Linked DNA regions of Homo sapiens: region 1 is linked to region 2. A link is an interaction called in ENCODE POLR2A ChIA-PET data of the cell type or tissue named here. Cell type or tissue: endothelial cell of umbilical vein. All regions are shown on one strand. Links, peaks and the distances in the headings refer to the core of each region. The heading gives the core; the rest is flanking DNA. Region 1 has its middle 39 kb from the start of THOC1. Region 2 overlaps COLEC12 (collectin subfamily member 12).

Region 1 (15,945 bases), core at 2,677-10,676, 150 kb before region 2:
TCAGTCATAAAAAAGAATACAATCACGTCTTTTGCAGCAACATGGATGGAGCCGGAGGCCGATATCCTAAGTGAAATCACTCAGAGACATAAAGTCAAATATCACATCTTCTCACTCATAAGTGAGAGCTAAATAATTAGTACGCATGGACATAGAGAGTGGAATAATAGACTCCAAAAGGCGGGAAGGGGTTAGGGGATGAAAACAGTACCCACTGGGGACAATGTACACTATTCAGGTGATGGGTACACAAAAAGCCCAGACCTCACCACTACATGATATATCTATGTAACAAAACTACACTCATACCCCTTAAATCTATAAAAATAAAAATAAAAAATACATTTTGCTCCTACAATTACAGAGAGTTGCATATAGCTCTATATCCCTCTTCACAGCCTTCTCACCTTTGTGTTTCATCTTTTGAATATGTCTGCAACAGTAAGAATTCTAGCTGTACCAAAAATGAAATGTATACCATGATAGAAATTTGGCTGCATGTTAGCAATGGGTTTGTGGGATGCCACAGTGCTACATGAGACCTACCAGTTAAGAACCATGGGTCTGGCTAGTCCTGATGGCTTCTGTGAAGAAAGAAGCACAAGGGTGATGAGTTATGTTTGTTTAGATAAAGTTATCCAAAAATTAGGTAAAAGGATGACCATAGATGTGTGCATATGTCACCCTGCAGTGTTGACCCACCAGCCCATCCAAGGGCCATCTGAACCTCCAGGGGAATGTAACTTTGATGACTATATTGATTGTGGCTCAAACACTATAAAGTTAGATGTTAATGAAGGTAATTGGTAAGCTGCAAATGATTTTTGTCTGGCAGAGGGGCAGTTAACTTCTCTTTGGCTAAAAATATAATTCCAAAGGTTATGACTCCATTGCCCTGTGGGACAATTTTGTATCTAATTTAGTGGTCTTATTCTAAGAATCTTTATTTTTTTAATATATACTTTATTTTTCTATAACAGTTTTAGATGTACAGAAAAATTGAGAAGATTGTACTGAGGGTTTCCTTATACCCTGCACTCAGTTTTCCCTATTATGAACATCTTACATTAGCATGATACATGTTATAATGAGTGAACTGATATTGATACATCATTATTAACCAAAGTTTTCCTTAGTGGTTTTTTGTTTGTTTGTTTTTGCTTTTGTTTTTTTTTTTGGAGACAGAATTTCGCTCTTGCTGCCCAGGCTGGAGTGCAATGGTGCAGTCTCAGCTCACCGCAACCTCTGCCTCCCAGGTTCAAGTGATTCTCCTGCCTCTGCCTCCCGAGTAGCTGGGATTACAGGCATGCACCACCACGCCCAGCTAATTTTGTATTTTTAGTAGAGATGTTGATCTTCATCACCGGGCTAAGGTAGCGTTTGTCAGGTTTCTCCACCGCAAACTCACTCTTCCTCTTCCTTTCCATGCTGTGCTCTTTGGAAAGAAGTTATCTGCAGCCCACACCTAAGGAGTGAGGAGTTGTACTCCCCATCCTTGAGGATGGAGTAGCTACATAAATCATTTGGAATTCTTCTTCATGGGAGAGTTGTCTCTTCTCCTCCACTTAATAAATTATTCAATCATTTATTTTAACACTGTGGACTCATGGATGCTGCATATTGGGTTTATTTGTTGATACTGGGGTATTTTTTCTCTTGGGCTTGCAGTGAACAGAGCACAGAAATATATTTATGTATGTTAACTCATATATATATACACACATATCTATGCATACATAACATCTGTATCTATATGAAGCCAAACATGAGTTCATACTGATATCTCCAAGTCAAATCCACGACTGCATGGATCTTTCTAGCCTCCTTCTAGCTTATCCTTAAGTCTCACTCCAAGAGTGAGACACTGCCCCCTGCATCTGCCATCCATTTATTTAATTGATCAATTCCAGTAAACATGTATAGCAGCAGCAGAATTGTTCATCTGTGCCCCATGAGAAACCACTTCATTAATCAGGGGACAGTGGTGGTGTGCAGGTCCTTTTGCCTTTCGTCTTGCAGACCTCACTCATTTCCAGAGTTACTAGGTCAGCACATTTCCCCCCACCCTCTTCAGTGAGGTTGTTTCGTACATTTGTAATATAGTTAGATTCTCATGTTACAGACTGCATTTCTTCTTGGGATCCTTTGACCTCTTAAATGATTTTTTAAAAATTTTTAAACGTTAAAGTTCACTCTTTGTGCTGTAAAGTTCTATGGGTTTTGACAAATGTAAAACATCGTGCATCTATCATCACAATTCCCATACCGTTTTACTGTCCTAAAAATCTCCTGTGTGCCACATAGTCACCCCTCTCCCCTCCCCTCCCTTTTCCTTCCTGGCAACTACTAATCTTTTTTTGTTTGTTTGTTTTTAGTTTTTGCTAGAGATAGAATCTTTTTATGTCCCTACATTGCTAAGGCTGGTCTCACACTCCTGGCCTATGTCACAAAAGCAATATTTACATCATCCTAGAGGCAGAAGCATTTTATAAAAGTAGCACATCAAGTCATGATTGTCAAAAAGTTAAAAACATAATTTTTAAATAGGCAGTTCTCCCACCTCAGCCTCCCACAGTGCTGGGATTATAGGCATAAGCCACCATACCTGGTCCTGATCATCTTATTGTCTCCATAGTCTTGTCTTTTCCAGAATGTTACATAATTGGAATTATACAGTATGTAGCCTTTTCAGACTGGCTTCTTTCCGTTAGCAATGTGCATTTAAGGTTATGTCCTAGCTTTTTGTGGCTTGATATCTCATTTCTTTTTGTTGCCAAATTACATTCCATTGACAGGTATACCACAGTTAGTTTATCCATTCACCTATTGAAAAACATATTGTTGTTTCCAGTTTTTGGCATTATGAATAAAGCTGCTACAAACATTCATGCCTATAACCGTTTTTTCATTATCTATATCCTGACTCTGTAAGACGTGGATGTCCATGTCCTGTTTACTTTAAACCAGGTTTTCCATCCTGCTAGCTCCATCATTAATAACATGTACCCATTGTATATGTGTAGGAAAATATGTTTTTTAAAATTATTTTTAGAGATGGGGACTCACTGTGTTGCTCACACTGGTCTCGGACTCTTGGCCTCAACCCATCTTCCTGCCTCAACCTCCTCCTGAGAGCCGGGATTACGGGTGCAAGCCACCATGCCTGGCATGAAAATTATGTTTTTAACTTTTTGACAATCATGACTTGATGTGCTACTTTTATAAAATGCCTCTGCTTCTAGGATGATGTAAATATTGCTTTTGTGACACAGGGCACATGCCACGTGACGTGACTTCAGGCTCGCTGCTAACCTCATTTCCATAGGCAGGAAACTTGATGTGGCCTTGGGCTGGGTGTGGACTTCTAACACTGAGCCAAAGGAACATTTCTGACCAGTGGTGCTATTTTTGGTGACGTCTTACAAGAGTGGTTTTGAAGGTACCACTTTGCTTTTAAAGCTAATTAAGATGATTCTGTGTGCCCTGAAACGGTAGGTCACATTATGACTCCCAATTATATTATTATTATATTGTAAGGAGAGTGGGAAAATAGTGGAATGGAGATAGGACTAGGTTTAGGGCTCTGCTACCCAGCAGCAAGTCCATTAACACTCTGAGCCCCAGGGTCCTCATTTTGTAAAGTAGAAGCATAATAGCAACATAATAATAATAGGACTGATAAAATATCTTAATCCATAGAGGTATTTGGCCCTAAATAGATAAAATTATATGTGTGAAATAGTTTCTTTCTTTCTTTTTTTTTTTTTGAGGTGGAGTTTTACTCTTGTCACTCAGGCTGGAGTGCAGTGGTGCGATCTCAGCTCACTGCAACCTCCACCTCCCAGGTTCAAGCAATTCCCCTGCCTCAGCCTCCCGAGTAGCTGGGATTACAGGCACGTGCCGCTACACCCAGCTAATTTTGCATTTTTAGTAGAGACAGGGTTTCACCATGTTGGCCAGGCTGGTCTCGAACTCCTGACCTCAAGTGATCCACCCGCCTTGGCCTCCCAAAGTGCTGGGATTACAAGCATGAGCCACCACACCCAGCTCTGTGAAATAATTTCTAAGCACTATAGAAGAATAAATTATATGTCTACTGTAAGTATTGGCAAACTTTTTCTGCAAAGGGACAGATAGTGAATATTTTCAGCTTTGCAGGCCATTATGGTTTCTGTTGCAACTATTCAGCTCTGCCATTGTAGTTCAAAAGCAGCCATAGACAGTACACAATGAACACAGCTGTGTTCCAATAAAACTTTATTTATAAAAACAGACAGTGGGCTGTATTTGGCCTGTGGACTGTAGGATGATGATCCCCAGTCTAGTATGAGCATGGAAAGAAATAACCTTTCTCTTGAGATTTCTTCCAAATACAGTGCTAGGGAGGACATTTAATAATTTAGCCACTGTATTGATTCGCAGACTACAAAGTCCCTAGGTGGGATTAAGGAGTTGCTCGTCAGCCCAACTCTTTTTTTTTTTTTTTTTTTTTAGACAGAGTCTTGCTGGTGTCACTCAGGCTGGAGTGCAGTGGTGAGAACACTGTTCATTGCAGCCTCGACCTGCTGGGCTCAAGCAATCTTCATGCCTTAGCCTCCCTTGTAGCTGGGCCCATAGTTGTGCACCACCACAACCAGCTAATTTTTTTAAGTTTAATTTTTGGTAGCGGTGGAGTCTCACCTTGTTGCCCAGGCTGGTCTCAAACTCCTCAGCCCAACTCTTTAAAAAACACAGCTTCTTCCTTGCTCTCTTCTCAGGGTCTCATCTTTCCTATGGGTGGAGCTAACCTCCTCTTTAAGGAGCGGCCACTCTTTTGTCTATCCATAAAACTGCTCAGCCATTCATCTGGGCCATATTATTAGGTGTCTGGGCTGACTAAAAGCTGTTATTTCCTAAGCTGCACCAGGGACTTGAAAGATAGAATGACAAGGAAAGGAAGGAAACCAAGACTGCAGCTTGCATTTTAGGAGCCAGATGCTGTGCTAGGTGCTTTTCCTACATTAATGAAATGAAATTTGCAAGAATTCTGTGAGACAGGTATTAGTACATTCATTTTATATTTAGTACATGTATTTAATTTTACAGTTAGCCCATTCAGCTTCTCGTATATGTCAGTTTCTTGAGTACTGACTTCCCAATTTCCACAGGGAGCAGAAAATTTAATTTCATCAATTCAAAGTAACTCAGTCCCTTCTGGATCTAAATATGATTCCTACAGTTTCAAACTCAATTAATGCAAGATCTTCCTTCTCCCCCTCCTTCCCCTCCCCTAGGATGTTCTAGGTTTCTAGGAGGTTGGCATGTGTATCATCCTGCGATGAGAGGCGTTCAGCTGCACGCTGACCTCTGCCTTTGCTGAGTTCTGTTGAGAGCTGTCTTTTCTGGTCCTCATGGTCCTCTTGGGTTTCCTATCATGTTTGTGAAGATCACACACTCTTCTTATCTCTAGCCCTGGCTTCTTTGGTATTGTGGCTTGTGTTCAGTCACTTTCCTGTTCCTTGAGGGGCTCACAGGCACCTTTGGCTTATGGTTCTGTGAGACTGCCCTGAAGTTCATCTGACCAGGGCACTCCCTCAGCCATTGCCGGGTGTCTTAGTCCATTCGGGGTGCTGCTATAACAAACTGCTATAAACTGAGTGGCCTGTAAACAAGACATTTATTTCTCACATTTCTGGAGGCTGGGAAGTGAAGAACCAAGATGCTGGCAGATTTAGTATCTGGTGAGGGCCTGCTTCCTAGTTCATAGATGGCTCCTGCTTGCCGTGTCCTCACAGGGCACAGAGAGAGAAAGAGAGAGAGAGACAGAGAGAGAGAGAGAAAGTTAGCCCCGCTCATGTCTCTTCTTATAAGGGTGCTAATCCCATTCATAAGAGCTCCACTCCATACCTAATCACCTCCCAAAAACCCCATCTCCTAATACCATCACCCTAGGGGCCAGGATTTCCTCATATGAATTTGGGGGGGATATAAGCACTTAGACCAGAGCACTAGGCTACCACTCTGCAGCCATCTGGGATGCGAGCCTTCTCCATAAGACTTGAATTCTCCTGAGCTGCTCTGTGGGGAGCCAGGCAATGCTGTCTCTGGCCCTGGAGACAGTCTAAGGGTATCTGGGGTTTCTCTTTTATTTTCTAAATAAGTGGCATCAGTTTGCAAGCCCTCCCCAGCTGTGTAAGTGGTTTTGAGCAGTCTCTGCTGTCTTACCCCAGGAGGGCTAGCTGCTGTCTTTGTCTTGGATGACAGATTTTTTTTTTTCTTTCTGGAACTGCCTCCTAAATGCCCTGCGATAGCCAAGTTTCCAAGGAAAACGGCCACACAGAGCTCTGTCCACACAAGTGACTCACTGATGTGCCTCATGCCACCTCTAGGCTCTCCTGAGTTTTGCACGGCTTTATAGTCTCATACTAACTACATAAGGAGCTGAGACAGGGCTGGGCAGAGGGCAGAGTGGCTGCCATCAGTCATGCGACTGGAACCAGTGTGTCTGACAAAAGACGACAATGTCACGCATACTCTCAAACAGCAGCTCTGCCAAGAATGGCGCATCCTTGGCTGGGAGAGGCAGCCTGTCACCTTCTCCTGTGGTGACAAACCCTTGGTTGTTTGTTTCATTTCTTCTAGAAACAAATATGACAAGCTTGAGATCAGATTAAATATAGATCAGTTTAGGATTCTGTTTGTTTATTTGTTTTCTTTTTTTCTTTCTTTTTTTTTTTTTTTGAGAAGGAGTCTCGCTCTGTTGCCCAGGCTGGAGTGCAGTGGCGCGATCTCGACTCACTGCAAGCTCCGCCTCCTGGGTTCACGCCATTCTCCTGCCTCAGCCTCTTGAGTTGCTGGGACTACAGGTGCCCGCCACCACGCCTGGCTAATTTTTTTGTATTTTTAGTAGAGACGGGGTTTCACCATGTTAGCCAGGATGGTCTCAATCTCCTGACCTCATGATCCACTCACCTCGGCCTCCCAAAATGCTGGGATTACAGGCGTGAGCCACCGCACCCGGCCAGGATTCTGTTTGTTTTTTAATTCAATCCGATTCCTATTTATTGGGTGCATTTCATGTATAAGGCGCTGGGCCAGGTGATGAAAAAATGTAAAATAGTCCTTTTCTGCAGATGAAGGATGAGAAGGGAAAAAAAGTAAGAAAAGAAAGAGACCTAGCTACAGCCTCAAGAGATGCCTATTGCCTTGTGAGGGGAGGGGTAGACAAATACTCCGGGAACTCAAAAATCCCGGCAGAGGGTCAGTGCCTTCAGAGGAACAAAGGACGCATGAGAGAGTTTAAAAAGTTGTTCTGGTTGGTGTCTTCATGGAGGATGTAGCATTGAGGCAGAATTTGTAAGGAGGGCCAGATTTCATTGGGTGGAGGTGTGGATGAGGGGTATTCCACCTGAGGAAGCCAATCAGGGATATAGAAATTCCGGAATTCTTGGCCCTCTACAGACCCCAGACCACCTGCTATTAGAAGGAGGTCCCAGTTTGTTCCCCTGCTTTTTTTTTTTTTTCTCCAGGACTGTCTGAAACTTCAGTTATTGTATGAAGTTCCCAGCTCCCTTGAGTATGGAAATACACAAAAAGTGCTTTTCTGGGAAAATGGAGAATAGCTGGCCTTGGGAATGTGAAAGGAAATTAAATTTGGGGACCCCAAAATCATTTAGCGAAAGGGAAAAGTCGAGCTGGGAAGTGGGTCACACACACCTGCCTCCTCCTTCTGGTTCCTAAACAAGATGGCTACAAGATGAAAACTACCAGCCTGCCCCATATTTTGCTCATAAGGAAATTCCTGGTGAGCTGTTAAAACTTCACCATGGAAACGCAGATTGATAGCTTATCTTCACAGGTGCAGTCACTCTGACTGCCAGACACAAATGCATATCTGATTGTTCCCTACCCCATTTTGTCTGTGTTGTCTTATGCAAAATGCAGAGTCCCCACACTATTCCTCTGCCCTTTTTATGTGAAAACTGCGTGCTTCTCAATGTCCCTGCCCTTTCCCCTTTAAATTTGGAGCCCTCAAAATCATCTTTGGAAAAAGACATAGACCTGTCTCCCAGGTGTGTCCTTAACTTTTGCAAATGAATCTTCTAAAATGATTGATACTTGTCTTGTCATTTTCCTCCATTGACAGGAAAAAGGATAGGAAGTCTGTCCTAGAAAGACAGAGATAGTAGGAGAAGCGGGGGGACAGAGCTGACTTTGCGTGTAGAGGAAAGGAGTAACAAGTCAATGGAAGTGACAATGGACCTCTTAATGCTTCAGAATACCACAAAGAAGGGGCAACCGAGTGAGAAAAAAAGAGATGTGTGTGTAGGTGTGTGTGGAGAGAGTGGATTTGAAGGATGAAGGCAGAGCTGTGTCTGTGGCCATTTGCTTCTGTTTCTTTGGGCTAGCCCCGGTCCCGTCAATCAGATAATTCATCCAGGAAGAGCCTTTTGGCACATACCTTGGGCTCTGAGGAGCTCTGTCCTGAACATTTGGGCTCTTTCTGTAGTGGAGGTGGCCCTGTCCCCTGAAGGCACAAAATTACAGTCAGTGTTACAGGAGAAAGCACTGCAGGCCAGGATCACAGCGCCGAAGTGACAACGGGGATCACCTCCATGGGCCTGATACTGGACTCCAAATGTGTTACCTGCATTTTCTAATTGAATCCCCACAAAACCTCAGGTGGTCACCAGTGACCGTAGAGAGCCCCTTTTTAGGAGGGCCGTGGGAGCCAGATCTGCAAGGCGTAAAGGAGTGTGAAGGCAGAAGGGGACGGGTGCTTGCAGGTGTGGACCATTCTTTTAAGAAGTGTGCCAGTGACAGGAAGGGGGCAGAAAAGGTGGCAATTTAAAAGAGAAAAAGAAAATTCTTTTTTACAGTTTTCTTTTTACTAAAACAATTCTTTTTTGGAATGAGAGGAACTGAGGGGAAGGGAAGGAACAAGCAGCAGAGAAGAGGCTGAGAATGCAAGAGAGGGCTCCCTGGAATGGCCTGTTCTCTGAGGGAGGAAAGGGGCGGCACCTTCCAGCGGTGCAGGTGCAGTGAGTTAGTTCTGGTTCTGGGAACAGGCATGGAGGGAATGGGGGACACAGCTGGAGGGGAGTTCTGTGGCCCAGGTGAGAGAAGCTTCTTCACCAATGAAGAAGGGATAAATAGGTAAAGGCACAGATATCGATATAGTTTGGCTGTGTCTCCACCCAAATCTCACCTTGAGTTGTAGCCCCCATGATTCCCACATGTTGTGGGAGGAACCTAGTGGGAGGTAATAATTGAATCATGGGGTGAGTCTTTCCCATGCTGTTCTCGTGACAGTGCATACATCTCACGAGATCTGATGGTTTTATAAAGGGCAGTTCCCCTGCACATGCTCTGTTGCCTGCTGCTATGTAAGACATGACTTTGTTTCTCCTTTGCATTCCACCATGATTGTGAGGTCTCCCCAGCCATGTGGAACTGTGAGTCCATTAAACCTCTTTCCTTTATAAATTACCCAGTCTCGGGTATGTCTTTATTAGCCTTGTGAGAACAGACTAATACAGATAGATATTAAAGTGGGCGGGAAGGAGTTTGAAGAGCACATTTCATTGGCCTCAACCTTTTTAATAAAACAGGAGAAATAGACATTTACTGCGAGTGAAGGAGGCATGGAGGGTGTTATGGGCTGGATTGTGTCCCCCAGCATTCCTATGTTGAAGTCCTAACCCCTAATGCCTCAGAATATGACTGTATTTGGAGATAGGGTCTTTAATGAGGTAATTAAATTAAGTGCCTGTTGTGGCAGGTGCCCATCAGTGAGCTGAATTTCAGAGGGAGGAAAACTGTCTCCACAGGCGGAGGAAAACCGCAATGCCAGACACCAGGGCCAGCTGACCAAGGAGCCACTTCTTACGCAGACTCTGGAAAATGCAATGCATGGGACCTTGCTGGCTGGGAAGGAAAATGAAAACAGGAAAAAATAATTTCCAGGGCTCTATACATTAATTTTCAAACATTATGACCACAGAGTTGAAAAGTGAGCAAAGAGGATCTTGAGCAGGTGATTTTTTCATACCCTAAAAAAAGTGTGTGCTGCGGAGTCAGCTCTTCCTAATCCGTCAAAATCTAAACCTCAGGCTTGGGGTTCAGGGGAGAACCTGAGTGGATTTCGGGGGCAGGGCAGTGCTTTCTGCACTGAAAGAAGGACTTGTTCAAATGGACTCTGGGTTGAAAAGTAACAGTTGTGCTCCTAGTTGGTCCCCAGTCTCTCTCTGTCTGTCTCTATCTGTCATCTACCTTTCTTTTTCTAGGCTTTTTTTTTCTTTTTTGAAGAAACACCAAGGTCTCCATGAAGGTGCTGGTCATTAGGACTCTCAGTAACCTTCGCCCAGGGAGGTTGTAGGTACAGGGTTGAAACAGGTGAAGTTCTGGTGTAAAATAATTATTTCTTTGCAAAGCTTCAATTAAGTGGCATCTTATAGGACCTGAAATCCAGAGTACTTTATAAAATGAACCCCAAACCATATATTTGGAGAAACAACAGCTTCTTTTCACATCGTATTCTGCAAATAAAAGCACAAAAAATAATTATTTAGAAATGAGGTATTAGCAAAGACATAGCAAAGACAGAATCAACCTAGATGCCCATCAACAGTGGACTGGATAAAGAAAATGTGGTACATATACACCTGAGAATACTACACAGCCATCAAAAGGCCCAAAATCATGTCCTTTGCAGCAATGCTGCTGGAGGCCATTATCCTAAGCAAATTAATGCAGGAACAGAAAACCAAATACTGCATGTTCTCACTTATAAGAAGGAGCTAAACACTGAGTACACCTGGACGCAAAGATGGGAACCGTAGACACCGGGGCCTACCTGAGGTGGGAGGAGAGGAGTGGGGTGAGGGTTGAAAAACTATCGAGTACTATACTCAATACCTGAGTGACAAAATTATTGCAACACTAAACTCCTGTGACATGTAATTTACCTATGTAACAGACCTGCACATGTACCCCTTGAACCTAAAAGTTGACTTTTAAAAAAGTTATTAGCTAGCACCATCAAAAAAACAAAAAAAAAAACAAAAAACAAAAACCAGATAAAAGACAAGTGCAGTGGCTTGTGCCTGTAGTCCCAGCTACTTGGGAGGTGAGGTGGGAGGATTGCTTGAGCCCTGGAGTTTGAGGCTGGCCTGAGCAACATAGTGAGATTCATCTCTAAACAAATGAACAAGCCAACAGACAAACAAACAAACAAAAAACCAGGTGGTGTTAATGCTACAGCACTTAAAATGTGGTAATTATATATGCTGACTAAGCAAGAGAAAAATGGATATTTCATTCATTTTACTATCTATGAACATCATAGTGAAAGGTTGAAGGTAGGAAATCTTTTTTTTTTTGAGGAGGGCAGAAATTATAGATTTAACAAAACATGTTTGCAGGTCCATTGAGGACTCTTGCTTTCTATGTTTGAGTAGGATTTCCCAAAGCATCAGACTTCTGTGCCATTTCTCTTGTGCCACTTTCCTCTCATATCTCAGTAAGCGGGATCTGGAGCTGCCTAGTGGGGCTGAATCCAGCCAACCTGTCCCACATCCTTCTGACCTTCAGTCCCTTTTACTTGGCCTTTCAGAGTTTGGTCAAGGTGCCAGGAGAGATGCTTCCAGTATGATTTGTGGGGAATCAAAATGACATATTCCTACAGACCATGAGGAGGGGGAAGAAGCTATGGAGAAACTGCTTATGGTGAGGACCAAGTCCCCCCATTCATTCATTCATGCATCCCTGCATCCATCCATCCATTCATCCATGGATCCATCCATCCATCCATCTATGCATTCATTCATCCATGCATCCATCCATCCTTCCCTCCATCCATCCATCCTTCTATCCTTCATTGGCCCCTATTCTATGCCTTATAATAAAGGGAGAACAAAAATTCCTTGATTTGAGAGATATTTAAATTTGTTTTATTCATTTTGGGTAGATTAGATTTATATCCATACAAAGTTGAAGACTAGTGTACTGCATCAACATTTTCAAACTCTTTAGAAACAGTGAACCTGAAGTGAAATCACACATATGACATACATATGTAGTCCTTCTGACTAGTGATCCAGAATTCCACCTGCTCTGCAAATACTCTCCTCCCATTCACTGTGGCACCTTCACAGTCTTCCCAGGGCCCCCTGAGCAATTCAGAGACTGCTGTACTTTTGTATGAAACAAAGCCTTGATGGTGTGGTGCAGGCAGTGGATCTTAGGAGAGGCTTGCTGGGAGATGGAGAATATGGAGGAAGGGGGGGATATGGGCTGTGCCCTGAAAGGGGACTCATGTTTGCACCCATGAAAAGAAGGGGATGCATTATGTGGTAAAGTGCAGGCCAGGAATAGGATGAGCAGAGGCCCTCAAGCCATGAAAGTGGGTGCGGTCAAGAGGTGGGGGTGTTAATCAGGTTTCCACAAGAAAAAGATGGCACACTCAGGCTGGGTAATTGAGGAGAGTTTAATAAAGGGGCAATTGACAAAGATGTGGGCAGGCCTTAGGGAAAACAACAAAGGATAGTGCAGGATCTTTGGCTAATGGCAGCTGAGAGTATCACTAGGGGCAAGAGGAGGTTGCTACTCCTGGAGCTGGACAGAGAGCCGGACGAGGCTGGTGTGGTGGCTCGCACTTGTAATCCAAGCACTTTGGGAGGCCAAGATGGGCAGATTGCTTGAGCCCACGAGTTCGAGATCAGCCTGGGCAAAATGGTAAAACCCTGCCTCTAAAAAAATATAAAAATTAACCAGGCATGGTCGTGAGCGCCTGTAGTCCCAGCTACTTGAGAGGTTGAGGTGGGAGGATACCTTGAGTGCAACAGGTCGAGGTTACAGTGAATCGAGATCATGCCACCACACTCCAGCCTGGGCATGCAGTGGCACTGGCAGGAGAGAGTGCTGGACCAACTGATGGGAGATATGGCCTTTGGCAGAGAGATAAAATCTATTCCTGGTGACCTTCAGAGAGGAAACCAGGGAAATAAACACCTCAACTTCACTTTCTCCTGCCAGTGCCTCTCATTGTCCAAACACAACTGGTTGCCAGAAGCCAAGGGAACCTGTAAATATCTATCTCCCTGAAGCCCAGAGAATGGTGGAAAAGTGTGGAGATGGGATCTGAAGGGACAAATAGAAAAGAGCCACATAGACAGCTGCTAGGTTAGGGCCCAAGGACCCGTATGTTAGCTGTTGCCCCAATGATGCTGTGTAATGAACAACCCAAATCTCCATGGGATATATATATATACAGCATTAAGCATTTATTCTCACAGTCTGGGTTGACTGATCTCAGCTGGGCTTGGTGGGACTGCTTTGCTGCAGGCTCTGAAGGTTGGGCTGGCTCTGCTTCTCATCACAGGTCTGTTTGGCTGGGGCAGCTTTGTTCCAGGTGTGTTCACTCTAGGGCCCTGGCCACAGGAACAGAGGCGAAGGCCAGGGGAACTCTGCACGGTGATGGCAGATATGCAAGAGGGCAAGCCCAGTGACCCTGGTGCTTTCCAAGGCTTTGGCTGTATCACATCCACCAACATTGGCCAAAGCAAGGCGCGTGACTGAGCCCAAGTCAAAGGGCAGGAAAGTACACTCCTCCCATAGAGAGGGGGAGCTGCCAGGTTACATGGCAAAGAGGGTAGATATGGGGAGCTGTGAAGAATGGAGCCAGTAATTAAATCCACTGAAGTCTCCACAGGAGGGCAAGGTGGAAAATCTGTCCCATAGGAGGCGGATTCAGGAGGGCAGCTGTGAATGGTGCAAATGCCATTTATGCTCCTCTCCACCCATATCCATTCTTCCTTCCTTGCATAGGCATGGAATTTTTAGCTTGGCATCTAACTGTAATTCCCAGCTAAAGACTGTATTTCTCAGCCTCCCTTGCAACTAGGTGAGGCTATGTGACTACGTTCTGGTTAAAGAGATGTGAGTGGAAATGACGAATGCAAATTCTGCCCTTAAAGGGAGAAATTTCATTTCATCACCCCTCTCTTAAGCCCACTGCCTGGACTGTGGATGTGGTGCTGAGCCCTTTTGGACAATGCAAACGAGGGCACTGGCTGAGAGACTGCAGGACAACGAGATAGTCACAGTGCGGCTCCCTGGGCTAGTTGCATACGTAAAATTAGGGCCAGGGAGAGATGCATCTATCTTATTCACCTGCTATCACTTTGGGTCTTTATTTCAGCAGCCAAATCTATATTTAATACAAATTGATAGGAACTTCTACACTCATACCCAAAGAAGAGATGACACACAAAGAGGTACGACTTCATTTTTTTCCCAGCATTTACTGGCCTAAAGGTGCAGAGATACCATAATTTTAGTTTTTTTCCCATGTCATCCCTCTCCAATATTTGGAAAGGAAGCATTCTCAGTGAGAAAACTGTCAAAGCAAACTTCCTTAATGCTATCAGGACAAGCAATGCCAGGACTTGTTCTTTTTGTGGGCAAGGGACCTGGCGTAAGAGGAAAGAGGAGGGAAAGAGCTATCTGCCATTTGTTTGAATACGTCTCACTTCTAGAAAGTAGAGAGCAGGACTGAGGCCAGGCACGGTGGCTCATGCCTGTAATCCCAGCACTTTGGGAGGCCGAGGCGGGCGGATCACCTGATATCGGGAGTTTGAGTCCAGCCTGACCAACATGGAGAAACCCCATCTCTACTAAAAATACAAAATTAGCTGGGCGTGGTAGCGCATGCCTGTAATCCCAGCTACTCAGGAGGCTGAAGCAGGAGAATCGCTTGAACCTGGGAGGTGGAGGTTGCGGTGAGCTGAGATCGTGCCATTGCACTCCAGCCTGGGCAACAAGAGTGAAACTCTTGTCTCAAAAAAATAAATAAATACATAAAAAAAGAAAGTAGAGAGCAGGATTGAAACCTGGGCCTGTTTGGCTCCAAAGCCCATGCTCCATTCATTCAACACTAATTAAAGTAGAGGACTCTGTGAGAGGCTCAGTGACTCTAGAATCTAGGGTGTTTTCTCCAAATTAGATCTCTCTGACAACCATAGCATTGGAGGCCAAAATCAGTCTTTGCTCATTGACAAGGAAGGGATTGGTCAGTGCATTTATCTAAAGTGTGCAAATCAGGATTCCTACACCTCCCTGGTTCTTTCACAAAGAGGGTATTCTTGGTGGCTGGTCTGTTTCCTGTGGCCAAGAAGAACAGAATACAATGCACAAAGCCCAGGCAGTCAATAAGATCAGTGTTAAAACACAGAAGACAGCATGACAGAGAGGAAGCCAGGAGACAATGGGTTCAAATCCCACCTCTTGGGAAAACTATTTAACCAGCCTGATTTTCAGTTTCCCTGGATAGGAGCTGGAGATAATATAGGTCAACTTCCTAACCACAGTAGGTGTTATAATAGCTATTCCAGAGCCAGCACTTCGTACTTATTTATGTCATGCCTGATCCAGCTCCTTTGCTCCATGGCATAGGAATTGATTTTAAGAATCTTACAACTCCCTGAAGCTTCCAGGCATGATTTAGTGGGGTAGAGGCAATGAGTGATGATTAAAGAATATAGAAACCTCTGGCACCAAATGTTAGAAGACCAGCCAATGGACAATTCTCCATCCCTGGCCCAGAGGACTAAATGGAGACCCCTTGGTTAAGCTCATTTAATCACCTGTCTGGATGAATTGTCAGAAGGAGCCCCCGCCCTGGCAGCTGACCCCCTCCCCAAGTTGCACGGTGATCCTTGCTTTGCAAACTCAAGGCTAGTAAGTCCTTGGAGGAGGCTGGAGGCTGGGATACAATCCCGGCTATGAAGGCAGGGCTGGCTGGAGATCATTCATTCATATACTCATTCACTGAAAAAATGTGAAAACCACTCAAAACCTCTGAGAAATTAAAGTTGGTTTTCATAGGTCTGCTTCCCTCTGGCCTTCTGCTCACCTGGCATAACCTGTGCATGCTACATACTTATTTGAACAGGGGTATGTAGGAGA
Region 2 (15,945 bases), core at 4,042-12,041:
CTCTGCAAAGCTGTCAGTTGCTTCATAGGTCACTGTAATGAAGCTTCTGCAGCAAACTCTCTCTCAGGGACTCCCACACTGAACTGCTTTTACAGAAAGAGACTCACTAGGCAGCCACGGAGGTACGCCCTCAGTAAGCTATTCAGCAATAAGGGATGCCTAGCCAGCTGACAGCCTCCAGCACTGCCCCTCTCAATCTGCCACCGTGATTCCTGCCGAGGCCACACAGTCCGGGCGGAGTCTGCTTACAGCCAATGACTGATCATGGCAGGGACACGAGAGCCAGGTCACTTCTGCCCTCATGGGGCCCTTCTGACAGGCAATCTCTGCTCCCGGGCACCCATGTACCTGGCTGAGACTTTCTCAGAGCTGCACTGCAGTCTGAGATTCTTCATATCCAACTCTCCTTTTTACCTCCTCTCTTTTAAAAGGTGTTGGACCTGTGTCATCATAATTTTGTTACTGACAGTAATAACATTATTTAAAAAACAGCTTCCATTGGGATATTTCTTATCATTTTTAAACCTTTTCAGTTATATAATTTCATTTTGTCAGTAAATCATTTATTAGTAGAATATTTAGTGAAGAAATTAGGCATAGATTGCCTTCACTTGCATTAGTGGACATTTAAGTTACATGAAGGGAAAACACTGATACACAACAAAGTTACTGATGAAAACACAAGGACTTTCTTTTTTAAAACTCTCTCGGCTTCCATAACACCACACTCTTTTGGTTCTCCTTCCAGCTCTCGGAAAATGTCTTTTCCGCCTATTTCACTGGGTCATTGGTAAGGTTTGGGATCTGTGTCTCCGCCAAATCTCATGTCGATTTGTAATCCCCAATGTTGAGGGGGGGCCTGCTGGGAGGAGTGACTGGATCATAAGGGCAGAGCTCTCATGGATGGTTTAGCACTAACCCTCTTTGGCACTGTATTGTGAGTGAGTTCTTCTGAGATCTGGTGGTTTACAAGTGTGTGGCATCTCCCCCACCTTCCTCCTGCTCTGGCCATTAAGATGTGCCTGCTTCCCCTTCACCTTCTACCATGATTTTAAGTTTCCTGAGACTTCCCTAGAAGAAGCTGCTATGCTTCCTGTACAGCCTGCAGAACTGTGAGCCAATTAAACCTCTTTTCTTTATAAATTACCTAGTCTCAGGTATTTCTTTATAGTAGTGCAAGAACTAATACAGAAAATTGGTACTGAGGTGTAGGGCATTGCTACAAAGATATCTGAAAATATCAAAGTAGCTTTGGAACTGGGTAATGGGCAGAGGTTGGAGGAGTGTGGAGGGCTCAGAAGAAGACAGCAAGATGAAGGACAATTTGGAACTTCCTATAGACTTGTTAAATCGTTGTGACCAAAATGCTGATAGTGATGTGGACAGTGAAGGCCAGGCTGAGGAGGTCTCAGATGCAAATAAGGAATTTATTGGGAACTGGAGTAAAGGCCACTTTTTCCATGCTTTAGCAAAGAGTCTGGCCACACTGTGCCCCTGCTTTAGGGATCTGTAGAACTTTGCACTTAAGAGTGATGATTTAGGGTATCTGGTGGAAGAAACTACTAAGCAGCAAAACATTCAAGATGTGGCTTGGTTGCTTCTAACAGCCTATGTTCATATGCGTGAGCATATGAATGAACATACACACCTCCATACACCTCTTTCAAGTAGGCATGCCCCAGGGCTCTGTCCTTGACTCCTGCTCCTGCCTCCTGCCTGCTCCCTGTCAGTGATCACATCCATTCTCATGGTTTTCACTCTCACATATGTTATGACCATTTCCCCTCCTATGAACTTCAGATTCACATCTTACTGACTGCTGGACGTTTCCACCTAAATGACCTGAAATTAGAGCTTATATTTAAAAGGGAAGCGGAGCCCAAAAGTTTGGAAAATTTGGGGTATCTGGTGGAAGAAACTTCAAAGCAGCAAAGCATTTATGATGTGGCCTGGCTGCTTCTAACAACCTATATTCATATGCATGAGCAAAGAAATGATCTGAGGCCAGGCGCGGTGGCTCATACCTGTAATCCCAGCACTTTGGGAGGCCGAGGTGGGTGGATCACAAGGTCAGGAGTTCAAGACCAGCCTGGATGATATGATAAAACCCCGTCTCTACTAAAAAATACAAAAATTAGCCAGGAGTGGTGGCAGGTGGCTGTAGTCCCAGCTACTCAGGAGGTTGAGGCAGGAGAATTGCTGGAACCTGGGAGGCGGAGGTTGCAGTGAGTCGAGATCACGCCACTGCACTCCAGCCTGGACAACAAAGCGAGACTCCATCTCAAAAAAAAAAAGAAATGACCTGAAATTGAAACTTATATTTAAAAGGGAAGCAGAGTGTAAAAGTTTGGAAAATTTGCAGCCTGGCCATGTGGTAGAAAAGAAAAGACCATTTCCAGGGGGAGGAAATCAAGGTGCCTACAGAAATTCACGTAAGTAAAGAGGAGCCAAGTATTATTAATAATATCCAAAATAATGGGGAGAAGGCCTGGAAGGCATTTCAGAGAACTTTGTGGCACTTCATCACATACAGCCTTAAACTCTTCTCTATTTTTTAAAGATGAAGCCTTTTCTCATACCTAGATGGTAACTTGCTCGAGAAAAAGAATAGCGTCACATATCTTTAAATGCCCAACTATGCGTGATCTAGTGTTAAGCAGAATAGATATTGTTGAGTGAATAAATTTCATTGGCATCAATGATCACTCACATACACCGTGTTGGAAAAAAACTTGAATTGTGCACCTTGTGCTCAATATATGATTTAGATTAAGAGCTTGGGTTCTGAAAGCAAATGTGGTTTCAAACTTCTACCATCTATGGGCCTATAACTTTGGGCAATTTATACAATCTCCTTAAGCCTCAGTTTCCTCACTGATAAAATGGGATACTTTCTTATAGCGCTATAGTAAGAATTAATTGAGATGAAACGGGGAGTACAGCACAGTGCCTGGCATATGGTAAGCTCTCACTAAATGGTGGCTATATAATGATCGCTGTTGATTCTTTTAAGGGCTTTGGTTGCTGCTTCTAGGAACCCCCTCTTCAGCAGAAGCATCTTCCTCCGCCTCACAACCACCACTATCAAAGAGCATTTGGTTAAGAACCTTGGAAGAAATCCTCTCATTAGCTGTGTGCTTCCAAGTGTTGGCTCTGGCAGGATTCTGTGGGAGGACGAAAGATCAGCTGCTATTACCCCAACAAAACCATAACTCTTTCCAATCAAAGCCAGGACCCAAAGATGGGCTCTCCAGGACTGACTTTCAGATTTATTTTTTAAGTTACTGTGTTCTGCCAATTTGTGTTGTATTTCTTTTCCACAGAACTTCACATCTGTTCTTCCTGCCACACAAGTGCCTATGAGCTTTGGCCACAGGTGCTTCCAAGTGGAGCACAGGGCAGCTAAGGAGGTGGGAAAGAATGCTGTGATTCTGTCCCACTGAAATAGCACCACTCAGGGGTCCTCCCCCATGGGAATTGGAAGTTAATATTTTACAAGTTGAAAGAATGTAACCAAAAGACATCATCCTAAAAACCAGCAGGAAACCAGAGTCATCTTTTATTACACACTGCCAAGTCCATCTTCTGATACACAGGAGAACTTCTGAACAACAAAGAGAGGTCTCTGGGGTTTGGTGGTTTATTTTGCTTCTTTCTCCACCCCAGTCCAACTTCCCCTCTTAAGATGTGTCAGTGAACTTAGCAAGCAAGAATTCTAAATTAGCATCGTATGATCAGTGTCACTGGCTTGTTCTGGAGATCACCAAAGATAGGAACGTGCTAGGAGACACAAGGACAAGAGGCACTCCTGGCCAGGTTGGGGATTTCTAGAATTTAAGAATTAATCAAGAAAGAAATGAGAGGGAGAAGGAAGAGAGAAGAGAAACTGGAAAATGAGAAGGATGAGGAAGGAGGAGGAAGAGGAAAATTATCAGCCAGTTTCCCCTGACCAGCATCCCCACCCTCAGCTACCCACATGCAGAGATACAGAGAGAGACACAGAGACAGAGACAGAACACAGAGCTGTGTGGTTGGGAGTGAGGGAACCAGACACATAGGATTTGGATTTGTCAGCGCTAAATGCTAAGTTCTCCCTCCTCTTCTCAACTTAAATAATGCCCCAGGGCTCAGTCCTCAGCCCTTATCTTCCCTGTCTATACTCTCTTCTTCTGTGGTCTCATCCAGTCCCTGGGCTCTATGCTAAAGACTCCTAATTTTTATGTGCAGCCACAACTTCTCGACTCAGATCCAGACTCATGCAATTACGCTCCACTGAATGTATAATAAGCATCGCAAACTTGACATAATAAAGACAAAATTCAAAATCTGCTCCTCCCTTCAATAAATGTACCCCTGTTCAGCAAGATGCTTAGCTCAAGCACCTAAAAGTCACCCTTAATCTCACTCTTTCCCTGATAGCCACATCAGCAAGCCTGGTCAGCTCTGCCTCTAACATACATCCCAAATCTTATCACTTCTCAGCATCTCCAGGACCAGTGTTCTAATCAAAGACACCATCACCTCTGATTTAGTCTAGAGGCACAACCTCCTACAGATCTCCCTGCTTCCGCACTTCAGCAGTCAGAGTGGGTTATGTTATGAAACATATCCGTTCTCTAGTTGAGCCCTCTGAAGGCTTTCCATAGACTCCAAAGCCCTCCCCATGGGCCCCCTGGTCTCAACATATTCTAGCCCTATTTCTTGACGTCATCTCCTCCATCTCCCCGCCACTCTATTGTAGCTACAGCTGGCTTAGTTCTATTCCTAGAACATTCCATGCTGTTTCCACCTGAGGGACTTTTTACTTCCCACACACCATGAGGCTACGATGCGCTTCCCAAATCACAGCCTCCCTCACTCTGTTCTTGTTCCCACTCCCACATGACCTCCTCCCAGAGGCCTTTCCTAACCACCCTATCTAACACAGCCACTCATCAGCCGGGCATGGTGGCTCACACCTGTAATCCCAGCTCTTTGGGAGGCCAAGGCAGGTGAATCACCTGAGGTCAGGAGTTCAAGACCAGCCTGGCCAACATGGTGAAACTCCATCTCTACTAAAAATACAAAAATTAGCTGGATGTGGTGGCAGGCGCCTGTAATTCCCACTACTTGGGAGGCTGAGGCAGGAGAATCACTTGAACCCAGGTGGTGGAGGTTGCAGTGAGCCGAGATCACGTCATTGCACTCCAGCCTGGGAGATAAAAGTGAGACTCTGTCTCCAAAAAAATAAATAAAACAGAATAGCCACTCCTCTCTATTGCTCCCTTGTCCTTGTCCTCTCCCTAGCATTTATCACTATTTGAATGACGGTTTTCGATTAGTTTGTTACCTGTCTTCTCATCTGCCATGAGGGCAGGTCTTTTCTGTCTCATTCTACAACTATTTCCAGAGCCTAAAACAGAGTCTGGCATATGACAGATACTCAATAAATAGCTGAACAAATAAATGTTGAGCCATTTGGACTGGCTAGAAAGGGCTTCCTATACTCAGAATTTTGAGTTTTATTTTCAATGAAAGACACATGTTGACAAAATCATACTTGACGATCACAGATGCTTCTGATTTTACTCCTGCCAGAAACATTCCCATCCCCTCACCAGTAGAGCCACCTTTATTAGCACAAACCCACAGCATCCTTCAAGAAGGCCAGAGAGAAACAAGGCTAAAGATCACTGCTTCCCGCTCCATGGCCGCATTGTGGCTAAGCGGAAAGTTACACTGGGAGATAAATAGAAATGAAAGGCATTGTGATGCTATAATGTGGTAAAAACAGCACAGCATACTTTATTTATTTTTGTTTTGTTTTATTTTACGCTTTTTTTTTTTTTTTTTGAGACAGAGTTTCACTCTGTCACCCAGGCTGGAGTGCAGTGGCACAATCTCAGCTCACTGTAAGCTCCGCCTCCCGGGTTCATGCCATTCTCCTGCCTCAACCTCCTGAGTAGCTGGGACTACAGGTGCCCGCCACCATGCCTGGCTAATTTTTTGTATTTTTTAGTAGAGACGGGGTTTCACCATGTTAGCCAGTGTTTTACTTTAAGTTCTGGGATACATGTGCAGAATGTACAGGTTTGTTACATAGGTATACATGTGCCATGGTGGTTTGCTGCACCCATCAACCCATCATCTAGGTTTTAGGCCCTGCATGCATTAGGTATTTGTCCTAATGCTCCCCCTCCCTTTGCCCCCCCCTCCCCTGACAGGCCTGGGTGTGTGACATTCCCCTCCCTGTGTCCATGTGTTCTCATTGTTCAACTCCCACTTATGAGTGAGAACATGCAGTGTTTGGTTTTCTGTTCCTGTGTTAGTTTGCTGAGAATGATGGCTTCCAGCTTCGTCCATGTCCCTGCAAAGACATGATCTCATTCTTTTTTACGGCTGCATAGTATTCTGTGGTGTATATGTGTCACGTTTTCTTTGCCCATTTGCACATTTTCTTTGCCCATTCATGGGCATTTGGGTTGTAAATAGTTCTTTGCTATTGTAAATAGTGCTCAGCACAGCACACTTTAACTGACACAATAGTTAAGTGTATCAAGCACAACCCAGGCAGGGTATGAAATCAGACCACGTCAGCCCTCAGGTGGTAGGACAAAGCACGTGGTGGGAGGCTGGCTGGTTTAAGAGGGTCTTGCAGTACCTTCTATGGAGCATTTTACTACTTTTCTGAATTGATCTTAGGCAAAGAATGGAGAAAAACATTTGACTTCCACCTTTATCCTGTCTCACAGAGGTAGGCATGACAGCATTAAAACCCAACAGGCACACTGTAGCTACTATGCCCAGTCTGAGTTCTCAATGAAGACCAAAAATAGTTCTTGGTGCTATGCTGTCTCTAGTTCCACAACCTTCATACAAAACACAAACCCCTCGCTGGTTTAAGAGTGCCAGAAAGCACTGGGGAGTTAGGGCCAATCATGTGCCGTGAGCAACTTGTACTCATAAACCAGGCCCACACAGATGAGACGCTTTACACAAGGAGGGAAAGGCCGCCCAGAAACATCCTCTGGAGAAATACTCAGTTGGCCGGGCTCTGCCTCCAGTGCCGGAACAGCAGGATGACTTCTGCGTTACCGACGATCTGTTCACCACACTTCACTAGAGCCTTCCCACACCTCCGCTTAGGAAGGTCACAAACCCATTTGGGTTAAATGCTCTTGCAGCTTACTGGAAACCCACTGGCAGCTGATGTTGTGTTTTGAGAATAAACGATGTAACCTGTAAGATTTCCAGAAGGCGTATTTTCTTCTCCAACAAAGAGCAGCCCGCTGACTGAGCTGTGGACCGCAAGCAGTGGCAGCCCCTTGGCTGCTCGCTATTTTGAGTCTGGAGAGATTGTTCACGAGGAGCACAGGCTGTTTGGCAACATCAGAGCTCTACCCAGAAAGCAAAAACAAAATCCGGGTGGTAAGGAAGAGCCAGGCAGGAATGCCTATATACCTGAGGACCCTGAGCCCCGTACTCTGTCTCCTTGGTGAAGTGCCAGCCCTCCCACTTCTCGGCTCGCAGGTCTTAAAGACAGTATTTTACTGCTTTTCCGCAGCATTTTCACGGCATTTTGTTAGGATGGTGGTTTGTTCACATTCCCGAGGGTTTTCTCTTGGCAAGGATCAGTGCAGCCAGGTAACTGCTCTTCCTCTTAATTAATCTTAATTAGATTACATGTAACAGCATGGCTGCACAGTGAGGCCTGCCGATCTGCTGACAAGGAGCAGCTTACCCTGTGAACGAACAGGCCTGACTGGGATTATGGACGCGAGCCGTGTAAATGGGAACGGAGCCCCCTAAGCCAACAGTCCTCGGCCTGCTGACACAGCTGCACAGAGTACCCAGGCACTGCAGCGCCGAAGGAGATTCAGTTACAGTGAAGAAATCATAACAAAGACAGGAAACAGATCAGCACACTCTGGATTTAACACCCTCCCTGGGGAGCTCTGCTGATTTCTAGGCTGCAGATGTTTTTAACCCTGCCTTGAAGAATGTCCATGTCACATGCTGGAGCTGATGAAGGCAAGTACAGTATTGAAGCAAAGCACACATATCCCAAAAGTGGACCCAAATCATGTTGATTAGAGCTTCCCCCATCTCTGCGAAAAGAGGACACAACTGTTAAAATCTGTAAACGATCTTTTGGTGGAGTTTGATGAGCAGTTGCGAAATGGATGCCCACAAAGCCTGGTGTTTATTTACTTAAAATGAGGTGTAAATGAAGCTCACTAGACTCTTCCATGAAGGGCTTCCTAGTCCCAAGAGTTGCAAAATGTCTCAGCTGTTTCCGACTTTTTGCTCTTTGCAGCACTCTATACCAAGCGGAGTAGAATGAAAACAAGCCTCCTTCATTGCGCATTTTTCAAAGTGACTGCCAACAAAAGCTGGATCCTTGACTGTTTAGTGCTTACGATTGAGGAGACGGCGTATCTTACTGGCAGGATATAGGTAGTTTTCCAACAGTTACAGTAAGTTTGCAGAATTGGAAATTTATATAAGTTCTTCTGAGTTACATAAACATGTCTATGACTGCACAAAGATGTGGTTCGCCAGAAGCACTGCATTTTCTTTGTGGCAAAGGGACTGGCCATACCCTGCCAGAAAAGTTCAGGCAAGAGGAGGACTCTAATGTTAGATAAACCTCAAGTCCAAAAGTTGGAAAAAGAGAAAAACGTTCAGCTCACTTGTGATCTGATTTTGTCCCATTTGCAGTTCTTTTACTGTTTTCCATGAGTATTTTTAAGAATGCTCACAGAGGACCTCATCAGGGACCGGAAACTCTAGCACTCATTTCCTAACATACCCTTGGAGCATCTCACTAAGGACATATTTTTGCTTCTCATGTTAAGAAAGCAAAAGGATCATTTTAACTGCTACTGAATTTAATCCTGTGTTTGAACAGACACAGATCTCTGGTAATTCAGAGCAACTGTCTTTTCCCCAGCTGAGCTTGCTGACTTACCCAGACAACTGAGAACACACGTGGGTGGGCTGAGGAGGGGAGAGGAGAAGTGCACCTGAACGATCCAGGTTGGCCCTCTCCTCTAGCCACAGGCATTGGCAAACTGCTGTTCCTGGTTGTCCAGACCCGTTTTCTGAAGGCAGCCTTCGCTTCTGTGAATCGGTGGCAGCTCAAGACCTAGGAGCTGAGGACCCCCTGATGGGGTAGCTTCTCCCACTACTGGACAGACCACCTGTTCAAAAGCCCCTTGTTATTTTGGACCTCTTCATCTAAACTGTCGTCTTCCAGACCTTAGGATCACAGATTCTGTCTCTATATGATCACTCCTCAAGACTTCTCTCTCCCACGTGAAGCCATTTTCCCCAGTTTCATTTCTGGTCCACCACTGCACCTCGTGAACTTCTCATTTTGCACAGGAGGTACTCAGATAACTTCTTTTTGAGACAGGGTCTTGCTCTGTCACCCAGGCTGAGTGCAGTGGCACGATCATGGTTCATTGCAGCCTTGACCTCCCAGGCTCAAGTGATCTTCCCACCTCAGCCTTTCAAGTAGCTGGGACCACGGACATGCTCCACCATTCCAGGCTAATTTTTTTATTTTCTGTAGAGATGGGGACTGGGGGCTGGGAGAGGTCTCCCTGTGTTGTCCAGGCTGGTCTCGAACTCCTGGACTCAAGCTATCCTCCCTCCTTGGCCTCTTTAGCAGCCGGGATTACATGCATGAGCCACCAGACCTGGCACTCAGATAACTTTTACTTGCTATCTGAAAAACTAGGTAGCTACAGCTGGATCACCCAGACTCTAATGAGGGGTCTGGATTGATTCAGGACAGGATGGCTCTTAGGTACAGGCAGAGAAAATCTCCTTAAGATTTGAAAGATGCCAACAAAACTTACTGTCCAGTCAATGTCAATCTGCCATAAGTCTGGAAGGTCATTTGCTGTGTCTTCTTTGGAGTTAAGCACTGCCCATCAGAAAAGTCTACTTTTGAATGAATGACCACTTGGAAGAGTTAGCATGCACAATGTCTGGCACACAGGTAAGGAATGGATTTATAAGTGACACTGTAAATCAGACAGCTTTCCTCATTGGGACGTATGTAAAACCCGAGTGGAGATATGAGGGGCATTTATGACCATTTTTGTCTACCCTAAAACTCTACTAAAGCCAGGTCCACATCAAGGGGCCCCAGCGCAGCTTTCTTTGCACATCTGGTGCAGCAGGTGCCCTATGCACACCGCAATGCCTGTGTCTAACCCTTCTGCACCTTCCAGAAGCTTCAATGGTGGAAGCAGAGCCAGGGCCAAGACAGAATTTCCTGCCTCTCCCATGCCTCTCAGCTATGAGAGTACAGGAGAGAAATGGATGCTTAGTACCATCTCAAAGGAGATGATTGCTCATACGGTTAACCCTGAAACCAATCTAGGAATCCAACAAAATACATGTGTTCAACACACATATTAGCTAATCAGATTGTTGTCTCTTAATTATCTTGTTTTCCAGTAAACCATCATGACCTCTCAGGACTTCCCAGGGGTACTGCCCTGAGGTTCCTCCTTTAAAATGGCCAAGTGATGAGTGATGACTGATTAGCTTGCCGAATTCTTCACTTAAGAACTCATCAGAGGAAAAAAAAGGAAAAAAGAAAAAAAAAAGAAAATAGACTCGGATATTTTGATCGGGCTGTGAGCTCAAGTAAGCAGCACAGTAAAACAGTAAGAACGTTTTTGACAAGAGACTTCATTCAAACATACGTGGAGTCCCCCTGCTGTCGGCCAAGAATAAAATATGGGCCAGCTCGTACCTAAATTTTATTCTTCTTCCGTGGTCATTCGGAATGGGCCACAAGAAAGACCAGAATTCTTCATTTACTACACGCCTAAGGTTTTATGGACTTTGTGTCACCTTTTGAATCCCCCATCCCCAGCCCAAGTTTCATTTTACGCATCAGTGAAAGCCTCAGCCAAGGGAAGAGGTTTTCTTCCCCGTGGAGTAGAATGCAGGAATTTATCTGTCTTAAGGTCTTTAGTCAAGCTAAATTATGTTACCTGAGTATGCTGCCAAAATACAGGTCTGTTCTCTGTTTTGAATCATGATATCACTAGTAGTAACCTCATGTCCAGACATTTGAGATTAAAAACACCAGTACATTGCGTGTGTTTTACAAAAGACAGTTGCTAAGTATGTTATGCCTTCAATATAGCTTTCCTGACAACCTCAACATTGACCTGCAACAAAAAGGCACGTGAGAAGCCCAGGGCCAACTCTCTAGAATTAAGTAATATTCACACATTAGCTGAAGGATGACCCAGTCACCAACCTCCCCCAACAGTCTGCTATGTGCATCCTCTCTTCTTTCCTTTTTGGGTCTGCAGTGTCTACCGGTCACTCTCCTGGGTTATACAACATAGATGGGCATTATCTCAGGCCAGCCCTTATTAGGTGCACATATCACTCGGAGGGTCAGAGAAGCGCCGTATCCAATTATCACAGGACTTTGCTTTAATGTCTTCATGGTCACGTTTCTATTTGTGTGATGAGCTAACTTTGAATGAAGGTTGGTTGGTTGGTCAGTCAAGGCTCACTGCTTAAAGCTGACTGGCATGTCTTTGACTCACCTTCTCACTCAAGGAACAAATGGATTCCTGGTCTTTCTGCAGTGATGAAAATAATTGCTAATAATCGGCTGAGTTTACCCAAAGGATGTTTAGACTGATTAATTTTATTTTTCCAGTACTTCAAAAAACATGCCTTGAAAATCATCTATAACAGCATTGTCCAATAGAAATATAATGCAAGCCACATGTGTAATTTAAATTTTTTCTAGTAGCAATATTAAAAGGTAAAAGGAAACAGGTGAAATGATTTTTAATAATATATTTTATTTAACCCAATAGACACCAAACACTATTATCTCAACATATAATCAACACAAAATTATTATGAGAGGTTTTCTTTTTTAAAATTTAAAAATTTTAATTTTTATCTTTTAGAGACTGGGTCTTGCTCTGTCGCTCAGGCTGGAAGGCAGTGGCCTGATCATAGCTCACTGCAGCCTCAAACTCCTGGGCTCAAGCAGTCCTCCTGCCTCAGCCTCCTGAGTAGACAGGACCACAGGCATACACCACCATGTCCAGCTAATTTTTTAATTTTTTAATTGAGATGGGATTTCACTATGTTGCCCACACTGGTCTTGAATTCCTGAACTTGAGCAATTCTCCTGCCTTGGCCTACTAAAGTACTAGGATTACAGATGTGAGACACTGTACCCGGCTAAGAGATTTTTTTTTTCTTTCATCTTGTCTTCCAACTTCAGGGTGGAGTTGAGACTTGCTGCATATCTCAATTTCAAGTAGCCACATTTTCGAGTACTCAGTAGCCACATGCAGCCTGTGACTACCATACTAGCAAGCTCAGGTACAGCACTGCCCTGTACTCATATAACAGGAACTTAGGGAAGGTGGAAGAATAAGAATGTTATCCAGGCTACATGGTAGCAAACCAAAGTGTATTGAGATGTACAGATAATGAGATGGAAATGAATGACGTCATATCTAAAACCACTCTTAGGTCATTCCAATTCTATCTCTTTTTAGTTAATACACATCATCCCAGTACTACAGCAAAATAATTCAAGCTGGTCTTTTTCCCTTTTTTGGTGAAGGGAATGAGGATACTTAATAATGAAGTGGTGGAACCACTTTGGGATACACTCAGGCAGTTCCTCCAAAGATTAAACACAGAGTTATCATGTGCCTCAGCAATTCCGCTCCTAGGTATATACCCAAGAGAATTAAAAACACAAGCCCACACAAAAGTTCACAGCAGCATTATTTATAATAGCCACAAAGTAGAAACTACCCAAATGCCTACCAATTGATGAAAATGGATAAGTAAAATGTGGTCCGTCCATGTCACGGAATATTATTCCGGATTTTTAAAAAATGAGGTACTGCTACATGCCACAACATGGATGAAACTTGAAGACATAAGCCAGACACAAAAGACAATATATTATGTGATTCCAGTGATATGAAACGTTCAGCACAGGCAAATCCATAGAACCAGAAAGTAGCTTAGTGGTGGCTGAGGATGGAAGGGTGAAAGGGAGTTGGAGGGAAATGAAAAGTGACTGCTAATGGATACAAGGGTTCTTTCTGGATGGATGAAAATGTTCTAAATTGATGGTGGTAGTTGCACACCTCTGGATTTGCAAAAAACTACTGAACTGGTACACCTTAAATGGGTGAATTTTATGATACATAAATTATATCTCTATAAAGCTGTTATTAAAAATAACGGAGGAGGACTCCCACCTGGCCTGTGAGGTCACCCCACACCACATGCATTTGATCAGGCTTGCCATTTTATCATGAGGTTGAGCATGTGACCACATGGATATGGATTTATAAGCATTCTACCAAGACAGACAATTGTTGAAATGTTGAAGCCTATACGTTTCTTTTACTTGAAAAAGGCAAAGTAGGGTAGCCCCAGTTTAATTTCTCCCCAGCTGGAGTTTATTAAGAAACATAAAGTGTAATAGCTCAGATTCAAGCCTTCCTCAGCAACAATGGAAGAACAAGGTTTTCTGATAGCTGTTCTCTCAGGAGAAGCGGGGGAGTCAGGGAGAGGGTGGCAGGTTCTGAAGAAGCCCAGGCTGAAACCGAGAGGGTTCACTTGATCCTGCCATTCCCACTGGCCTCCTCCTTAGGCTTCGTACCCAGAAAAAGCTTCCAACCTCTGCAGGCTTTCAGCATCAGCCCCTCTAGAAAGTGATTTACTTACCCTTGGCAAAGTAGTCATTGATTTTCATTTCATTTCATACTACCTTCATAATGTTTTGTTTTAGCCTTGGTTTATTGTTTCATTTTCCCCCCAGTCATAAATGTCTCCATTATTATACTGGCACACGGGTGAAGCCATAGTTGCTTAGTAATAAGTGCTTAGCATCTGTACCCAACTATAAATTGTTGCATTTGGCCAGAACCAACTAATTCAGAAGATCTATATCAATTAAAATCAAGAAAGTAATAAACCACACACACACAGAGAGAAAAATAATTAGTTGCTTAATCATCTCAATGCAATGAAAGGTGGCAGCATGTGTCGTAAACATGAGTGTGGGGATTCCTGTGGGGGCTGGGAGTTCGCTGAGACTGCACAGCGGGGGCTCGGCTCTGTTCTCTCCCCACCTGACCCTTCGGATCTCAGTGGACAGATGCTATCAGTTACACAGTCAGAGCCAGCGACATCTCGGAGTCACAGATAAAAGTGTCTTGTCTTTCGTATCTTTCTTCTCTCTCACTTCATTCCCGTTGTCACACGTCCATCACCAGCTTATTCACCGGTGACAGCCACAGCCCTCTTCCCCTAGCCCCCAATTTCCACTTTCTCTTCTTTCACATAAAACCATGTAGTAAATTAGACTGCTCCGTGAAAAGGCTGTCAGAGACCAGGCATTTTAATCAACTCAAGTTGAAATTCTTTTGCCTTGTTTTCTAGCTCACTAGCCTGGCCCATTCCCTGCACCTGCACCCTATGCCCTACAGCTCCACCCCCAGCCCGAGCTCCAGGAAGGAAGGTTTTTGACTGGTTCCCTTTCTTGGTTCTTTCTCTCCATCCCCACCCACACCCTGAGCTAATCCCTGCCTGTCCGCGTGTGCTCACTAGAGGCCCGCACTGCTGCTGCGCTTCTCCTTTTCCTTTCCCAATTTCCTCTTGTCTGGACTCATCTTTACCACAAACCTCCACGGATACACTAACTTGTATTATCTGCTATTGTTCCATGCGAGTCACTTTTGTCCTCTTAACTTGGCTGTAGCAACCTTGAGAGCAGAAGTCATGAGTCACTATTCTGCAGCCTCCTCAGCATCCCTAATAAACACAGCATCTCGCGACAGTCTATCACTTAACAATGGATCCCAGAGCTGGGTGTATGTATATGTGCTTCCCTCCTTTGAATGGGCCGCAGTCCATTTCCCCATGGGACAGGCACTAATGCTCCTCGTTGCTACTGGTGTACCTTCATTCTGTTTCCTCAGCCTTAAGGCACTTTCTCCCACTGACTGTCTGGGGACTTCCTCATTTTAATGCCTCTCCCTTAAACAGTCATCCCTCTTTACTGCTTTCTCTGAATCACTGGTTCCCCCCACTTTCTGCAGAATTAATAACTTCAGAATCTGGCTCCTCTATCCTCTATTTCCTTTCAAGCATTTCTCAAACTACAGTAGAGATACGTTGATCTTTTTTCTCCCCGGCTAGACTGGGAGCACCATCAATACTGGTGCTATGTCTTAGCAATTCAATCCCAGGGTCCAGCATCAGGGCCAGAATACAACAGGTACACAACATATACTGTTCAATCTCATCCAACGAACTCTCATTGTAAGGCCCAAGACTCAGGCAAATGAAAAGAACTCATTCCTTATTCCTATTGAGAGTTAGCAGGTTCACAGAACTTGGTTGGGGAAGCCCAGTGGGGTGTGCTCAGCACCAAGGCTGGGGGTGACACACTCTTGGGCTCTCCAAAGCTCAGGTTCTAGACGCTCCCATCACACTGGGGACCTCTACTTACAGGAAGTTTCTCCTGGGATCACATTCTCCCTCAAGCTTTTTTAAAGTTGACCCCTTCTTACCTGCTTTCTGGGAAGAAAGGGGAGATGGGAACAGACTTAAACAAAATTGTTAATTATGTTTTGTTTTGTTTTTGAGAAAGGGTGTCACTCTCACCCAGACTGGAGTGCAGTGGTGGATCTCAGCTCACTGCAACCTCTGCCTCCCAGGTTCAAGCAATTCTCGTGCCCCAGCCTCCCGAGTAGCTGGGATTACAGGCATGCACCACCACACCTGGATAATTTTTGTATTTTTAGTAGAGACAGGGTTTCACAATGTTGGCCAGGCTGGTCTCAGACTCCTGACCTCAAGTGATCCGCCCACCCTGACTCCCAAAGTGTTGGGATTACAGGCATGAGCCACTGCACCCAGCCAAAATTA

The links. ChIA-PET counts read pairs that join two places held together with the same protein. Peaks named below come from ENCODE experiments on the same cell type or tissue, not always from the same donor. Only the 100,000 strongest peaks of a DNase experiment are listed, where the experiment ranks them.
Region 1: POLR2A ChIA-PET joins it to region 2 with 5 read pairs; 2 of 35 experiments call an interaction of 5 or more read pairs at or near these places.

Annotation. Positions count from the first base shown.
Region 1 is chr18:298,972-314,916 of GRCh38, forward strand. No RefSeq gene overlaps it. Among named protein-coding and RNA genes, the nearest start is that of THOC1, 39 kb to the left of the region's middle. In endothelial cell of umbilical vein, for the core only: no CTCF peak of the experiment used is centred there; no DNase peak of the experiment used is centred there; H3K27me3 peaks cover 909 bases.
Region 2 is chr18:449,464-465,408 of GRCh38, forward strand. All of the region lies in intron 2 of COLEC12 (collectin subfamily member 12), which reads right to left. Among named protein-coding and RNA genes, the nearest start is that of COLEC12, 43 kb to the right of the region's middle. In endothelial cell of umbilical vein, for the core only: no CTCF peak of the experiment used is centred there; DNase peaks (open chromatin) are centred at 7,878 and 8,288; H3K27me3 peaks cover 105 bases.